2 separate regions of the Homo sapiens genome follow, and region 1 is linked to region 2. A link is a contact called in ENCODE Hi-C or POLR2A ChIA-PET data. All regions are on one chromosome and are shown on one strand. Each heading gives the region's core, a stretch centred on a gene start or an enhancer-like site at or near the end of the contact. The rest is flanking DNA. Distances are from core to core; before and after follow the strand shown.

What was found. A loop is a pair of places that touch in the nucleus more often than their neighbours do. ChIA-PET counts read pairs that join two places held with the same protein, here RNA polymerase II (POLR2A). Pooled maps may share reads with other maps.
Region 1: a loop to region 2 is called in a map of CD14-positive monocyte, with 2.1 times the contacts of the local background. The contact joins two enhancer-like sites. A Hi-C loop is called at or near these places in 5 of 168 maps with a recorded cell type or tissue (CD14-positive monocyte, IMR-90, PC-3 and 2 more), 1 of 37 single-sample maps with no recorded cell type and 3 of 50 pooled maps. POLR2A ChIA-PET finds 5 or more read pairs at or near these places in 8 of 52 experiments (B cell, BJ, CD4-positive, alpha-beta T cell and 5 more).

Annotation. Positions count from the first base shown.
Region 1 is chr16:12,060,972-12,064,230 of GRCh38, forward strand. SNX29 (sorting nexin 29) reads left to right here. Exons shown (of 21, transcript NM_032167.5): 9 at 557-675. Among named protein-coding and RNA genes, the nearest start is that of SNX29, 86 kb to the left of the region's middle. Within about 2 kb of position 1,885, at least 20 of the 41 ENCODE cell types and tissues checked have a DNase peak (open chromatin) inside an H3K27ac peak, as active enhancers do; they include CD14-positive monocyte, where a contact is called at or near this core.
Region 2 is chr16:12,009,373-12,012,469 of GRCh38, forward strand. All of the region lies in intron 3 of SNX29 (sorting nexin 29), which reads left to right. Among named protein-coding and RNA genes, the nearest start is that of SNX29, 34 kb to the left of the region's middle. Within about 2 kb of position 1,484, at least 4 of the 41 ENCODE cell types and tissues checked have a DNase peak (open chromatin) inside an H3K27ac peak, as active enhancers do; they include CD14-positive monocyte, where a contact is called at or near this core.

The sequences.
Region 1 (3,259 bases), core at 635-3,134, 52 kb after region 2:
GGAGCAACGCTAGCCCTAGGTCAGGTGGCTGCTGTCATTTCGGAACGTGGAGCAGATGGCCTGTGATGCATGTGCTGTCCCCTTCCCCAAGCCTTTGTCCCTCCTCTTCACTCGGTGGCTTGGGCTTCCTCCAGCTCCCCTCCTCAAGCCCTGCTTCTTCCAGGCAGCCTTCCATGACCTTCCTGGAATGAGCTTTCTCCACAATCTGAGATGCCATTTACAGCTTCTTGCAGGATTATTTGGTTCATGTTCATGCCCCCCAACAGACTGCAGGCTCCCTCAGGGCAGGATCAACAGTATTCACTGGCTCTTTTGCCACCAGTAGGGAGCACAGTGCCTGGCATATAATAGGTGCTCAGTAAACACTGGTTGAGAGAACAAATGCAAGAGGTCTGGATCTGGACTCCACGCTCTACCTCCCAGCCCACACCTCCTTCTGTTCTCAGCCCTGCCTTGGCCTGGTTAGTTCTCAGGAGGGTGCTGTGGATGCTTGTTGGTGAGTCATGCGGCCTGTGGGCTCTTTGGCCTGTCCTGCAGCTGTATTCTTTCACCTTAGGCCACTGGAAGGGAACACCTGCCTCTCCCAGATGCACAGCTGGGCTCCGCTGAAGGTGCTGCACAATGACTCCGACATCCTCTTCCCTGTCAGTGGCGTGGGCTCCTACAGCCCAGCAGGTGGGTGTCTCCCGATTACTCCTTTCCTCCAATAAGAGCTTTGGCTTCGAGAACCAGCAGGAATGTCTGAGTTCCCTGGACAGGTAGGAATGGGAGCCGGGAGGCACGGGAGTCGGGGTGTGGTTCAGGGCCAGGGGGAGCTCACTGAGATGCAGAAGTGAGAGAGGGCTTGGCTTCTCTCCCTGAACCTGGGTATCCTGAGGTGCTCTCCGTGGAGTGAGTGTTGGGCTGAACCAGCTGGCAAGTCACCAGGGCCTGCAGGCCTGTTTTTCTCCCTTACCAGTGGCCCGTTGAACTTGGTCGTTTAAAAGCTGACCACAAATAGTGACCACGATTTTGCCTCTTTGGAGATGCAAGAAGGTAACTGAACCCCTGTCTGTAAAGGCCCTGCCACCCTGTGCAGAAAAGTGCTTGGGGATCAGGAAGTAGCTTGGTTAAAAGCTGTTTCTGGGCTGGGTGCGATATCTCATGCCTGTAATCCCAGCACTTTGTGAAGCCGAGGCGGGTGGATCACCTGAGGTCAGGAGTTTGAGACCAGCCTGGCCAACATGGTGAAGCCCTGTCTCTACTAAAAATACAAAAATTAGCTGGGTATGGTGGTGTGTGCCTGTAGTCCCAGCTACTCACGAGGCTGAGGCAGGAGAATTGCTTGAACCCGGGAGGTGGAGGTTGCAGTGAGCCGATATCGTGGCACTGTACACCACCCTGTGTGACAGTGAGACTCTGTCTCAAAATAAATAAATAAATAAATAAATAAATAAATAAATAAATAAATATGTCTCTGGTATGGGTAAGCATTTTTGCACCATTCCACACGGTTGAGCACGTGCCCGTGTGGTTTGTTATTGTTTTCTTTAGTGCAGGTCATGGGGAGGACGTGGTTGATCCCAGCTGGCCTGTGGGGTGCAGTGTAATGCAGCTGGCACAGCATCTGGCTCAGAGAAGTGCCCAGTTGCTGTCCCTGCCCTCAGAACACCGCTGGGTCAGAGAAGACTTGGCCCAACCTTCTTAGGCGCCTCCTCGTTTTCTTAGGAAGTGAATGTGCCTTCTCTGGGCCCAGATTTAGGAAATTATGACTGGAGCCCACTAATCACTCAGGAAGCTGTTGAAATTCTGAACTGGGGTGTAGATTCTTCCTGTCACTTGGCAGGGAGCATAAACCTACTCAAACTAGCTGAAGCACAGAGGCAGGGCGGGGACAGTCACTGGCAGCAGGACGGGGCCAGTCAGATGCAGTACTAGCTCTAGAAAGTTGAGTAAGCCTGAGTGCATTACTGCTCTGAGCGTCAGCATTCCTGGCTGTTAAATGAGGCTGAGTGCTTCCTGTCTGTCAGTTGCTGTGTCCTCATCTGGAAAATGGGGATGACAGTGACAATGAGAGCCAGCATTTGCAAAGCCAAAGGAGCCCTGCACTGCAGTGTGGCTGACCCTGATGAACTCATCTGCTCTTGAGCACAGTCCTGTGAGAGTGGGGGGTGTGATTATATCAGCTACCTTTGAGATCCACAGTGAAGGCGCCTTGAGTTAATCTGGGGAAGGTGCCAGGCACATGCCAAGGCCCCTGGTGAGAGCTTCAGGGACATCTTGTCCATGGCCCAGGAGCTGGGGCGTTGGCATGGAGGGGGCTTTCCTGACTTGGTGGGGTGCTGTCATCTTTCTTATGTGGCCTCCCTCCACTTCCTGATGGGGGTCTGCCCACCTCTTCTTTTCCTAGTCCATCTTTTTTTTTTTTTTTTTTTTTTTTTTGAGGTGGAGTCTCACTCTGTCACCCAGGCTGGAGTGCAATGGCATGATCTTGGCTCACTGCAACCTCCGCCTTCTGGGTTCAAGTGATTCTCCTGCCTCAGCTTCCAGATTAGCTGGGATTACAGGCATGCACCACCATGCCCGGCTAAATTCTTTTTGTATTTTTAGTAGAGATGGCGTTTCGCCATGTTGGCCAGACTGATCTCAAACTCCTGACCTCACGTGATCCACCTCCTTGGCCTCCCACAGTTGCTGGGATTATAGGCATGAGCCACCGTGCCCGGCCTTTTCTAGTCCGTCTTTGCTCCCTGTTCATTCTCATGCCCTCCTTGGCCCACACCATGCCTCAGTCACATGACCTTCCATACCAACTGGAATTTCTCATGGGTCTCAGTTGAGGTCCCCTAAAAGTGACAATCTCGTAGGCCTAGCTCATGTTTGCAGGCCAGGCCACCGAAGTCCTGCATTTCTAGACCATCCATGGTCCAAATAGCCAAAGGTTACGGGGTTGGTGACCTTGCTGATGCCTGTTCAGCGGCAGTGTAGATGCAGGCAGGTCATCTGAGGAGGGGCAGGGGCTGGGAGAGAGCAGGTGGTCCCAGGATGTGTCTAGGACCCCTGGGGAGTTTTGAATGTGTGTTCACAGGCTCTGTCTCATGAATCAATTTCCTGCTCACCTTGTCCCGTTCCCCATGGAGGGGTCTTGTAGTTGGGTTCTTGAATTATTGTGGAACCGTGAGGTGCTTGCAGTAGGTGGTCTGATTGTTTTGGCAGCTCCTTTGCCGCTTAGCTGGGCCCCCTGAACCATCAGACATCCGGGTCAGCTCCTTTGCCGCTT
Region 2 (3,097 bases), core at 234-2,733:
TTTTTGTATGTGTGTGTGGGTATGTGTGTGAGAGATATATATATGTATACATGTATATATATATTTTTATATGTGTGTGTGTATATATGTGTGTGTGTGTGTGTGTGTATATATATATATGTATATTTGATCTTGTGAGAGACGGACACCGTGAGATGCTGCCATCTTCACATGGAACATAAAACAGTATTGACATTAGGGGAAATGCAGGCGAGACTTGTTTTTTCCTTCAGATGGAGTCCTGAGAAGCCTCCCCAGGAGGAAGTGGTGGCAGCCGCTGGGCTCTGAAATGCGCGCTTCTCTTTGTTGGTGGTGTTTTCTAGCTCTGTTTTTCTCTAGGAACAAAGACTCGTTCTTATGGTTCATTGAAATTATTCCATGTTCTTTCAGTCAGACTGGCCTGTGAAGAAGCTTTAAGATATCTTTGGAATATTTTGCCCTCTAGAAATAATGGCCCAGGAGCTTTGTAGGCCCTAGAAGTTACCTCAAAGACTAGAAACGTGATTGTTCCGCCAAGGCGTCTTTGTCCCATACGGAATCAGAGGACGTGATCTGGAAGTTTTCCCTTCAAATTATGAACAGGAATGCTAACGGGGGCAGTGGAATCAGCATGGGCTTTGGAGCTTGGCATTTGAATCCTGGGTTTGCCAGTTCTGGGTTGTGTTGCGATTTTGGGCAAGTTTCTTTCTTGCACCTCAATATCCTCAACTCTGAAATGGGTAGTATAATGGTATTCACTTCAGAGGGTTGTTATGAGTCAGTTCATGTGCAACCCTTAAAACATTGCCTGGCAGGTAGTAAGTTTCCAGTAATTGTTAGCTGTTGTGATTTTCATTATAAGGATATGTAAGGTGTTTTGACACTTGGTAGACATTTACCACACACTCACACACTGGATCTCTTTGCCATATGGGTGGCAGTGAGTTGGCTTCAGGTATTCATCTGCATTTAGAAGTTGTTAATTATGGCCAGGTGCAGTGGCCCGCACTTGTAATCTCAAGCCCTTTGAGAGGCCAAGGTGGGAGGATCACTTGATCCCAGGAGTTCGAGACCAGCCTGGCCAACATGGCGAAACCCCATGTCTACAAAAAAACCAAAAATTAGCTAGCCAGGTGCGGTGGTGCAGGCCTGTGGTCTCAGCTACTCAAGAGGCTGAAGCGGGAGGATCACTTGAGCCTAGGAGGTCGAGGCTGCAGTGAGTCATCAACCCGCCATTGCACTCTAGCCTGGGCGATGTGAGACCTCGTCTCAAAACAAACAAACAAACAAACAAGAAATTGCTCTTTTTAATGAACTTTCAGGTGACTGTCAGAAGAAATCATAGGAGAGCATTTCTTCTCCTTTCAAAGCATGCAGAAAAGAATGATTTGTTTTGGTGATTTTTTTTTTTTTAACCTTTTGAGGAATTAGAATCAGTTTTGGACTTTTCAGGAAGCTAAAAACCAAAACCAGCTGCCCTTTGTTGTTCCTGATGTTATTCTTAATGCAGTTGAAAACTGTCACGTGTATCCCCCAGAGGACTTACGAAACGGAATGGCTTTTTCAGGCTTTTTTTTCTCTTTTAAATATCTCTGAATGTTTGTCATGTGATTTTTATGTTCCCTGCATCACAAGTTTCTTACCAGCCTCTAACTAGTTTGAGGTGTTGACTGGATGTTACGATTCTTGTCATCCTGACCAAAAATCCTGGGGTTCATTAATTGGACTCTCCCCCTCCCTTACCCCAAGTACTTTATTTCCACTTTGAGGCTCTGTAGTAGACAGTCCATATTGCATACTCTTTTATTTTACTGCTTGATTAAATGAATTGCTTGGGGTTTTTTTTTTTTTTTTTTTGAAAAAAGATTATTTCTAGCAATGGGGAACCTCCAGGACGTTTAACAAATCTAAGCCCATTTTTATATCTGATTTTTTTTTTTTTGAGACAGGATCGCACTCTGTCGCCCAGGCTGGAGTGCAGTGGCGTGATCTTGGCTCACTGCAACCTCTGCCTCCCAGGTTCTAGCGATTCTTGTGCCTCAGCCTCCGAGTAGCTGGGATTTTAGGGGTGTGTCACCACACCCAGCTAATTTTTGTGTTTTTAGTAGAGACGGGGTTTAACCATGTTGGCCAGGCTGTTCTCAAACTCCTAACCTCAGGTGATCCACCCTTCTTGGCCTCCCAAAGTGCTGGGATTATAGGCGTGAGTCACTATGCCTGGCCCTGAACCTATTTTTATATCTAAATTTAAATTAATATTTGTCTTACTTATATTGATAGTTGTTGAGAAATACTGCCTAGGCCATAATAAACATTATGTTAGCACCGTCATCTTCGTCATGAACCTGACAGTGGAGAGAGGTGGTGAGCATGGGGTGTGAGCTTTGGTGTCAGATATACTTACCTTCATGCCTCCTTCAGCCACAAATCACCAGTTACCAGCTGTGTAATTTTGGACTGACTTAGCTCCTTTAAACCTCGCATGCACCATCTGGAAAATCAGATAATAATAATGATACTCACTTGCTAGGGTTATAGTCAGGATTAGCTGTAATAATATTTGCTTGGTACACCCAGTTAAAACGTAATAAACTCAAAACTTTTTTTTGTATGACTAGACATACCTGTGTTTTTTGACAATTACTAGTAACTGAAGGTTGGAGGGATTGCCTCATTAATTCCTTCATTCAACAGGTATTTATTTATAGAGTACTATGTTGGCATTGGCGATGCAAATTGGATGAGATGGTTGCTGTCTTCAAGAAATTCAAAACTGAATCTGGGAGTTGGACATGTAAATTGTGGGCAATTATGGTGACCTGTAATAAATATTAGTTGTCATAGGGCGACAGCAGGGTTGTTAGCGGTCAAATAGGTGGGATAGGAATTTTAGGCAGAGGGAATAGCAGATGTGAAAGTGCAGGGATGTGGGGCAAAGTGGTGGGGTGCATGAATGAGTGTTGTTTGGTTTGGGAGATCAGTTGGAAAGTCAGCAGGTTCTTCTCTGCTATCACAGGGAAGTATTGGAATGCCATCAGTTAGGGCAGTATTTCTTTTGTTTATTTTTTATTTTTGAGACAGAGTTTTGCTTTTGTTGTCCAGGCTGGAGTACAGTGGT